Regions from separate parts of the Homo sapiens genome. Here region 1 is linked to region 2. The links are chromatin loops, found by intact Hi-C in ENCODE. Cell type or tissue: CD4-positive, alpha-beta T cell. All regions are shown on one strand. Each heading gives the region's core, and the rest is flanking DNA. Links, peaks and the distances in the headings are about the cores only. Region 1 has its middle 14 kb from the start of PTGER2. Region 2 has its middle 11 kb from the start of FERMT2.

The links. Peaks named below come from ENCODE experiments on the same cell type or tissue, not always from the same donor. Only the 100,000 strongest peaks of a DNase experiment are listed, where the experiment ranks them.
Region 1: it touches region 2 in a loop (10-fold over the local background); 12 of 110 quality-filtered maps call a loop at or near these places.

Annotation. Positions count from the first base shown.
Region 1 is chr14:52,297,875-52,303,258 of GRCh38, reverse strand. No RefSeq gene overlaps it. Among named protein-coding and RNA genes, the nearest start is that of PTGER2, 14 kb to the left of the region's middle. In CD4-positive, alpha-beta T cell, for the core only: a CTCF peak has its summit at 3,383 (motif pointing left); a DNase peak (open chromatin) is centred at 3,368.
Region 2 is chr14:52,958,911-52,964,294 of GRCh38, reverse strand. No RefSeq gene overlaps it. Among named protein-coding and RNA genes, the nearest start is that of FERMT2, 11 kb to the right of the region's middle. In CD4-positive, alpha-beta T cell, for the core only: a CTCF peak has its summit at 2,988 (motif pointing right); DNase peaks (open chromatin) are centred at 2,994 and 3,474; H3K27ac peaks cover 342 bases.

The DNA of each region.
Region 1 (5,384 bases), core at 282-5,281, 660 kb after region 2:
CAGTGGCACGTTAGCTTACTGCAGCCTCGACTTCCTGGGCTTGAGCAATCCTCCTGCCTTGGCCTCTGATAGTGCTGGGATTGTGGGCATGAGCCATGGCATCTTGCCCTTGTGACTACTTCTAAACACACTGAGAGCTGTTCACTTCTCTGTATACCCACTGCTACTTTCTTAGGGCTGGTTACTTAAATCACTGCAGGTTAGGTCCCTCACTGGATTTCCAGCCTCTAGTCCTATTCACGTCTGTGAAATACTCTATATTGTAGCCTGATCACCTGATCATTCCAAAAAGGAGATCTGATCATGATACTCCTCTGCAATGCCTGTTCAATGTCACTTGATCGCCTTCAGGTGAAAGTCTAAATTCTCCAACTTGGCATATAAGACTCTTCATGCCCTGGCTCCTGCCTACCTCTCCACGAGACCGTGTTGTTGTCGGAGAAGAGACAACAACAATAAAATTTTGAAAACTGATAAGAAAATGGACAACAAATCACTGAGTTGGCAAATAAGGATAGTTTTTATGACATGAATTGTAAACCTGAAAATTAAAAAGTGAAACTTTTTTATAGTAGACAAAACGTACACAGATATATGGTATAAGAGTATTTCTAAATCAATGACAGAGAAGAACATAAACAGAAAATATTAAGCATAAATTGGGGACTGAGATAATGCCCAGAGGAAGGAATATTATCTGTAAAATCTAAGTTAAAAAGTATGTCCAATGCAAAGGCCTATGATACAATGGACTTTGGGGAGTGGGGGAAAGGGCGGGAGTGGGGTGAGAGATAAAAGACTACAACTGGATACAGTGTACACTGCTTGGGTGATGGGTGCACCAAAATCTCAGAAATCACCACTAAAGAACTTATTCATGTACAAAAATAAATAGGTAGACAAATACAAAAGAAATGCTAAAAATATTTTTTAATGGAAAATAAAAATAAAAAGTATGTCCAAATTGGGAGCCCACCCTTACCCAAATTTGCAACAATTTGAACATCAAAAAGAATATTGATTTAATGAATTGAATCACACTAAATTTTAAAAATCCATATTTCTATAGGGACATTAAAAAAAGAGAAAGCCAAAAAGAGAACTTGTAAGCCATCATTTGAGATGGCTTGACAATTGACTTCATACTTTGACAATTGGTAATGAAAGAAAGAATTAAGCATTTATCTAACCTTTATGTAAGAAATGTATCTTAGAGTAACCAAATAGCTCCAGCTGAAAGAGAAAGTTCTATTTTCAGAAGAATGCTTGCCAAGAATGTAGAAGAATGACAGAATTAGAAAATCAGCATTCTGTCACTCAATAAAAGGCTTAGACTATTACCCTAACCTAGGGATGAATCTTAGCAAGCAATTACTATTTATGTTCTCTAATATGATGAAGATGCAATGTGAAGTATACCACCATCTATGATAGATTTAAAAATTAACTTGAATTCATCGTATTTAGTTTTAACTTCAGATGTAAACTTCAGCAGTTGAGGAACAAGTTGAATGCCATGGTAAATGGCAAGCAGACAAAGTCAGGAATTAGGAAAACTGGCCTGGTTGGCTCTTCAACAAGTCAGAGTCATTAAAAAGAAGAAAGATAGGGCTGGGTGCAGCGGCTCATGCCTGTAAGCCCAGTACTTTGGGAGGCTGAGGTGGGTCGATTGCTTGAGCCCAGGAGTTTGAGACCACCCTGGGCAACATGGCAAAATCCTATCTCTATTTAAAAACACAAAAAATAGCTGGGCATGGTGGTGCCCACCTGTAGTCCCAGCTACTTGGGAAGCTGAATCAGGAGGATTGATTGAATCCAGGAGGTCGAGGTTGCAGTGAGCTGTGATTACACTGCAACACTGCAGCCTGGGTGATAGAGCAAGACTTTGTCGCAAAACAAAAAAAAAGGAGGAAGAAGAAGAGAAATCGGGCTCGATCAAGAGACTCAAAGGACATTTCAGCCAGAAGCAATGCATGGTTCTGGATTGGGCTGTGGGTTGAACAAATGAACTATACGGGACACTTTGGGAATAAATTGTGGAAACTTGAATATGGACTAGATATTAGATAAGATAAAAATGTATTGATATGGAAAGCTGGAGAACCTTAAGTTAAATTAGCAGGGGTTTTGGGTTTTTGGAGGGTAACTTTCTACAATGCTCACATCCTTTTAAATAATAAAAAGTGATTACAATACTAAGTAGTAGTAGTAGTTTGAAAGTGCAAAGAAGATGGATGAAGATGTCCCGACAGGCAGGGAGTGAAGCTCACCACCTCCGTTTTGGGCAAGGGCTCCACAGCGGGGATGGTCCTGCAGGATCCTGGCCTTTTATCTCATCTGTTAGACTACACCCAATAGAGGAAATGAGATTCCTGAGCAAGCCTTCCCCAAATAGAAAAGTTTTATGGGGCATTTCTACCTCTAGATTCCATGTGAAATAATTCATCTGCTGTTCTCTTACGACTTGTTATGTTATTTGAAAAGATGTTCATTGTTCAGGTCAGAAGAAAAAAGAGTTCTCAGGTTCCTATCATCCCCATCTTCTATTGCCTTTTTTGTTGTCTGGGTGTATAAAGATGGAAGGAGGAATAAGTACTTGTGAAGAAGCTATGGTTGTTCATGTTGCTCTTGATTCCAAGAAGCTTTGTGGCAAAACTGGGTTACAGAAGGAAATTATGCACCGTAATTAGGGTTTTTGAAATTCAAATCGAACAAACTTGAGAACATTTAGAGTGGACTCAGAGCTAGAAAGTGGCTGACCCTGAGGACCGTCCAAAGCGAAACCCCATCTCCTTTTGCAATTGGCATAGCAAGAGACACATTGGATTGTTGATCAGATTTGCCCTGCCTGGGTAGGCACCTAGTCAAATTAACTAATACATCAAAGATACAAATTCTTTCCTTTCCTTTTCTTGGTGCTCTGCGGAACTCAACATTAATAGGATACCAACAACAAACAACAACAACCAAAAAAAAAAAAAAAAAATTAAATGGGCTGATAGCACTTTTCTTTGGAAGTTTAAGGAAAAGTTATTAAACTATAATTCCATGTCAGTAACATTAGGACTTTGAGAGTAGCTTGCATCCTTGATTTTCTTTTCCTTTTCATCATTTTCCTGTCTACTGGGAACTTCAACTCAAAAAGATGATATATTCAATGCAAGAAAATTGATGTCACTTAAAAGCAGCTCTAATAATAGAAAATAAATTATTTATAGCTAGAGGGTGTCTTCTGTATCTAAGACTAGATTATCTACACCAGACTACACTACTGATAAACTGCAGTAGATTACTGTGTTTTCTTGCCCTTCTAAAATTCTTGACTATTGTGAAACATTGTCATGGTTATGAAGTATTTTAAGCACTTGTGCTCCCTCTAGAGGAGCAATATAAAAAAACTCAGGGCTGTCAGTGTTTGCCAAGATTTTGAGGTTAAATTTTGGTGTCATTTAAAGAAGAAAGAACTCATGTGGAAATAATTATCAAAATCTAATTTTAATTAACTATAATTTATAAATTATAAAAGTAGCAATTCTCCATAATCATACATTTTAATATTACTGTTTCTAAATTGAAATATGTCTTTCCACTTTTGTCTGCTATACAATACACATACAATGCTGCTTCCTGTTTTATTTTCTCATATTGTATTTTCTTTTTAATTTTTTAACTGTTTTTCGAGACAGGGTCTCATTCTGTCGCCCAGGATGCAGTACAGTGGTTCAATCTCCGCTCACTGCAACCTCTGCCTCCTGGGCTCAACCGATCCTCCCACCTCAGCCTCATGAGTAGCTGAGACCACAGGTGCTTGCCACCACGCCCGGTTAATTTTTTGTATTTTTGATAGTGACGGGGTTTTTGCTATTGTTACCCAGGCTGGTCTTGACTCCTGGCCTCCAACAATCTGCCCACCTCGGCCTCCCAAAGTGCTGGGATTATAGGCGTGAGCCACCGCGCCTGGACTACTTCTTGTTTGTTTGTTTGTTTTTGAGACGGAGTCTCGCTCTGTCGCCCAGGCTGGAGTGCAGTGGCGTGATCTCGGCTCACTGCAACCTCTGCCTCCCGGGTTCAAGCGATTCTCCCACCTCAGCCTCCCAAGTAGCTGAGATCACAGGCGCCCACACGTAAAAAATTAGCCATGCATGGCTAATTTTTTATATTTTAGTAGAGACAGGGTTTCACCATTTTGCCCAGCCTGGTCTCGAACTCCTGAGCTCAAGCAATCTGCCCACCTCGGCCTACCAAAGTGCTAGGATTACAGGTGTGAACCGCCGCGCCCGGCCTTACTTCTTATATTTTCCGAGTAACATTCTAATTATCATATCTACTGAGTAAATTGTAGTAATTTCTCCCACTGCTGGACAGCTAGATTGTTTTTAATTATTCAAGAACAACTACATTGAACATTCATTTGCATGTAGCATTTTCATGTTTGGGGTCTGTTCCAAGGAGTGAATCTCAGCCTTGAAATTACTAAATCAGAGAATATGATCTTTTGGGGAAATGACAGTACATATTTACACATTACTTCCTAACACAGTTGTGCTAATTTATAAATCATCAGCAATGTATGAAAATATCGATTTCAACACACCCTCCCACCACTGGGTACTACTTTTAAAAAAATGTTTGGATAATTTGGTGGGTGAAAAAATGCCATTTCATGGCTTTAATTTGAACTTTTCTGACTTTTGGTGAGGTCAAACATTTTTCCAAGTTCATGAGTTTTATTTTCTCCTTTGAGAATTCTCTGTTCATGTTTTTTACGCATTTATCTTTGGGGACAATGCTTTCTTAGTTATGTGAGCTTTTACGATCATTACAAGTATAATTACCACTACCACCACTACTAATTAGCTATCATTTGTTGGTCAACCATAATGAGTAGAATATTATGCCAAGAGCTTTATGTATATTTATGCCTTGCCACAACCTGCAAGAAGGAAGGAAATTGAGGTTTAGAGAAGCTAAATGACTTATCCAAGACCACATGGCCATGGACGAAATACTTTCTACTATCGCCTCTGCTTCATATAAAGATATAATAGAACCATGTCCTGATGAAGCCATTTCTGTCAACAATGGACTGCGTATATGGTGGTCATACAGTAAGCCAAAGTTAATTTACTATCAAAGAAAAAACCCTATTTTTAATTAAAAATAAATGTAATGTAAGTGTACAATGTTTATAAAGTCCACAGTAGTGTATAGTAATGTCCTAGGCCTTCACCTTCACTCACCACCCACTCACTGTCTCATCCAGAGCAACTTCCAGTCCTACAAGTTCCATTCATGGTAAGTGCCCCACACAGGTGAACCATTTTTTCCTTTAATACTATATTTTTACTGCACCTTTTCTATGTTTAGATATGTTAGACACACAA
Region 2 (5,384 bases), core at 325-5,324:
TTGATCCAATCACTTCCCTCCCTGGACACATGGGGATTACAATTTCAGATGAGATTTGGGTGGGGACACAGAGCCAAACAATATCATAAGCTAACAAACAAATGTGATAATTTTGAATTCTTGGTAAGTTTTATAGGAGAACAAAAGCAAATGAGGAAATAGAAAGTAATGGGGTGGTGGGGATGCAGTGTGGTAAAGGCTACTACAGACTGCCTGGCCAGGAAAAGCCTTGCTGAGGGATGATACTGGGGCTGAGAAACATAGAGCCACAAGAAGAGGCAGGGAAAAGCCTGGGGGCCAAGGGAATGGTATGTGCTAAGATAGAAAAGTAAGGAGTCCTGAATGACTGGATACAGTGAGCAAGAGGTCAGCAAGGTAGACGGTCCAGATCCTGTGAGGCCTTTCAAGCCATGATAAGGAGTTTGGATTCTATTCTAAGTGTGATGGAAAGCTACTGATGTTATTAAGAGAAGAGTAAATGTTGTGATTTACAGATTTAAAGGATCACTCTGGCTGCTGTGTAGTGAAATGGATTGGAAGGGGAAAGATCAGAGAGGCCACTTAGGAGGCTACTGAATAAATAATATAAGTGAGAAGACAGTAGCTAAGATTAGGGTGGGGTGGTGGAGGTGGAGAAAAGTGGAACAATTTGGGATCTGTTTTAGAGACAGACCAACAGGATGTAGTGTTAAACTAGTCATTGCAGACTGGCAGTAAAGGAAAGTGGAAAATCAAGGTTGACTCCTAGTTTGTAAGTTGAGCAAATGGGTTGAATGGTGATATTATCTGATGGGATGAAAAATACTGGGGCAGAAGTAGATATTGGAGGAAAAGTCCAGAGTCTCACACTGCACATTTTAGTTTGAAGTGCCTACTACACATGGATCTACAGGTCTGGAGCTTCAAGCACAGGTCTGGGCTAGAGGTTTGGAAATCATCAACAGAGAGATAGTATTTTAAGCCTCAAGGTATGAGGAGATCAGCTGGAGAGAGAATGTATGTAGAGAAGAAAAGAGGTACTATAGCATGCTGACTTCAGAGATCAGCTAGAGGATGAGCCAGCAAGAAAGCAAGGAAGTCTGAAAAATGAGAAAAGAGAGGTAGAGGAAAAGCTCAAAGACGGCAATGTCCAGACTCCAAGAGGAGTGTGTGTTCAGAAAGAGAGAGTGGGCAAGCGGCTGAGAGAATTCGAAGAAAAGGATGGAAAGGGCACCATTTCTTATGCCACATGAGGATTATTGGTGACATTAAAAAACTGACTCAGTGGACTGATAGAAACAGAGGTATTGGGGAGGAAAAATAATTTTCCCTCAACCCCTCGTAGTTCTTAGCTGGGATGCCTATAACAAAAGACAGATTAACAAAAGAAAAACAAACAATTTAATTAATGCATACAGCACACATCATCTGGGAGAAATTTCAATGAAAAGTAACTCAGATCAATGGCTTATACAGCATATACAGCATCTTCAACAAAGAACAATACATTTGTAGAGAACAGACAAAGAAAAGCAATTTTAGACTTCTAAGGAAAGTTAAATATATTGGAGGAAACTAACAGATAAAATTTGTTTGCAAATCACTCTGGTGCCATGTTTGGGTTGGTAAGAGTCTAGAGTGGTCTCCAGCAAAGGAGAATTTATAGCCTGTCTTTAGGCAGAAAAGGAGGTTGGATAAAGAGAGCTTTTCCTCTACTGCATCTTAATTGCCTTTAGCTCAAAAATAATTTTTATGTCAAAGAGGCAGTTTTGATTCATACAGATGTGAAAAAAAGAAGCATATTTTGAGGTGACATGTTTTCTTCAGATGCAAATGTGGGGGTGAGTTTTAAAGTAATCGAAAATTGAGAAAGCAAAGCTATTACATACAGGCCTTTCATTTGAGTGGTTTTGTGTTTAAAGGAACACAGAAGTAAAAATATAGGGAGATATGTGATCGAGAGGGACTTGTTTCTTTATGTATCTAAATGGAAGATAGTAGAGTCTGTTTATATGGTGAAGGAAATTATATGGAACCTAAAAATGAAGAGTTATCTTTTTTTTTTTTTTGACACAGGGTCTCACTCTGTCACCCAGGCTGGAGTACAGTGGTGCAATTACGGCTCACTGCAGCCTCGACCTCCCAGACTCAGACTCAAGTGATCCTCCCATTGCAGCATCCCAGGTAGCTAGGACAACATGTGCATGCTACCATGGCCGGCTAAGTTTTAAAAATTTTTTATAGGTTGGGGGGGTCTCCTCATGTTGCCTAGGCTGGTTTTGAACTCCTGGGCTCAAGCAATCCACCTGACTTGGCTTCTCAAAGTGCTGGGATTACAGGCCTAAGCCACCACCCCTGGTCAAGAGTGTATCTTTTAATAGGTGTAGGGACACATTTTCATTTGTTTACTAAGTTCTTGTATTTGTTTTGCTTTATTTTAGAGATAGCATCTTGCTCTGTTGCCCAGGCTGGTCTGAACTCCTGGCCTCAAGTGATCCTTGCATCGTGGCCTCCCAAGCCAAAGCACTGGGATAGAGGCATGAGCCATCACACCCGGCCTAAATTCTCCCTTTTATTTTCTTTCTTTCTTTCTTTCTTTCTTTTTTTTTTTTTTTTTTTTTTTGAGACAGAGTCTCACTCTGTTACTCAGGCTAGAGTACAGTGACACGATCACAGCTCACTGCAGCTTTCACTTCCTGGGCTCAAGCAATCCTCCCACCTTGGCCTCCCAGGTAGCTGGGACTACAGGGGAACACCACCATGCCCAGCTAATTTTTTGCATTTTTGGTGGAGACGGGGTCTTACCATGTTGGCCAGGCTGATCTCAAACTCCTGGATGCCAGTGGTCCACCCCCTCACCCCGCCCCAGCCACCCGGCCTCCCAAAGTGCTGGGATTACAGGCTTAAGAGCCACTGCACCGAGCCTAAATTCTTAATGAATTATTTGTTGAATTTAGTTCAAGAGAGAAGAAAGGTTTATACAGTGACACCTCCCAGGCACCAGATGGCAATGTTCAGCTGCTGTTCTGTTCCCTGTCACCTGAGAGCACCCTCTCAAGAGCTAGTAGATAACATGCACTTCTGTCCTTCCAAGGTGGACTGAGTTGGCCCTAGGGCAGTTGAAATTTTAGATGACTTTCTGGTTTGGCTCTTTTAGTGGAATTGCAACTCCTGGGAAAGAACAGAGGGTTTATGCATTTAAAGAGGACATTGTGTTACAAAGGACAAAGGGTAGGGAACATTTCTCAGAATGGGTTTGAGAGTCAGCAGTTTACCTGCCACCCAAAACTAGGAGGAACCAGCTAGACAATAAATAACACTAAAAATCAGGGAGAAGCCTACATGTTTATTAACAAGGAAACACTGATCCATCATTGTAGGATGAAGGCAGCTGTGAGGACTGGATTCTTGGCCTGTGGATTTCCAGTGACTCTCACAGGTGGCAGCAGCACTTCTAGGCTGGCAAATGCACTTCTGTGCTGTCACCGCTGGTTTCTCTATGGCCTCTGACTCTCTGCCCTAGTTATACTGAAACTAATCTCAATCACATCCTTCCTTTCTTACATCCTGGCCCAGATCTGACCTGGGAAGGGCTTCCATCCGATCAGCACAATAACTCAAGCAGCCCCACCCTCTCGTTGACTAATATTGACAGTATTTGTTTAAATACATTTGTGATCAACTTACTCTAGCCTCTTGGGCCTTTCTACTTTTATAAGATGGTTAAAGCCTTCCAACAACCCAATCTTGAAAATTGATGTGTATTTCTTCTAGCTTGGCAGGGCTTTTCCTATTTCCTCCTGGATATTTGGAATTATCCCAATGAAGAATCTTTTAAACAAATATTTCCTCTTATATTCTCTTTTTCTTTTTTTTTCCTTTGTTCTTCCTGATAACCACAAATCAATCTAAATCCCCCTTACGTTTTTCATAGTCTTTACTCGTGCTTAGGTCTTCTTTGCTTTGAAAAGTGTCTTTGTTTCTGGTGCACCTCCAAATTACCATCTTATTTCTTGCTTTTCTTTCCCTGGCAAACCTCCCTTTATCTTCTTTAACTCTTGGAAATCTGTTTTCCATCAGCTTTAGAATTGTCCTCTGCAAGGTTAAGAGTAACTTTTGCCAGTCACTATTTTCCTGAACTTTTCTATGTCATTTGATACTGTTGACCAACCTTTCTTTCTTCAAATAGTTTTTCTTTCTTCTTTTTTTTTTTTTTGGCTCACCTAACTAATCTGATTCTTTTCTCAGCTCTGATCCTTTCTTCTCTGTTACCTTAGATAACTCTTCTTCCTACTTCTGCCTGTGGGGAACAGCGACCCAAGGGGCAGCCTCATTTGGGGACTCTGAGCCATTCATTAGGGCTCACTTCTGTGTTAATGACTTCTCTGTGTGATCTGATCGTCTCACAAGACTGCCAGCCTTCTTTATCTAATTGTCCTTTAAACATTTCCACTGAATGTGATGCTTTCACCCCAAGTTCAGTATTACTTTTTAAAAACTCTTCATCTTTACCTGGCTCCCTGAAATCATCTCCTTTAAACTTCCATTTCCCTGTCCAGGAGTACCCCTGTTATTCCAGTCACCTCAGCATAAAAACTTTGAAGCATTTATGACCATCTTTTTTTTAGACCTAGGTTTTAGTCCCAGATCTTCCACATACCAGCTGTGTGGCTTATTTAGGACAAGTTGTATAACCAGATAACCGATCTGTCCATCAGTGAACTCACATTAAATAAGGATAGTAATAAAAACTAAGGGTTATTGTAAGGAACATTTAAAGTGACTTGACAGTGCCTGGAACATCAAAAATGCTCAGAAACTTTTTGTTAATACTATTTTTGAAATCCCCTGCATCCTCCACCCCCTATTATTTATCTTACCAACCAAAGGTTTTTTTCTTACATCTAAGTTATGAACAGATTCCGAACCAACCTTTCAGATTCCAGTCCCTAGCTCTTTCAAACCATCATGCATGTTTTTACCAGATTAATCTTACTTGAACATTGCTTTCATAATATTACTACCACACATCAACATTTTTTTTTTTTTTGAGATAGCGTCTTGCTCTGTCACCCAGGCTGGAGTGCAGTGGCACGATCTTGGCTCACTGCAACCTCTGCCTCCCAGGTTCAAGGGATTCTCCTGCCTCAGCCTCCCCAGTAGCTGGGATTACAGACGCATGCCAACACACCAGGCTAATTTTTGTATTTTTAGTAGAGAAGGGGTTTCACCATGTTGGCCAGGTTGGTCTCGAACTCCTGACCTTGTGATCCACCCACCTCAGCCTCCCAAAGTGCTGGGATTGCATAAGCCACCGCGCCTGGCCCACAAACCAATTTTTAAATGGCTCCTCTTTTTTTTTTTTTTTAAACCACAGAGTCTAAACTTCTGTCCTTCCTGGTTTG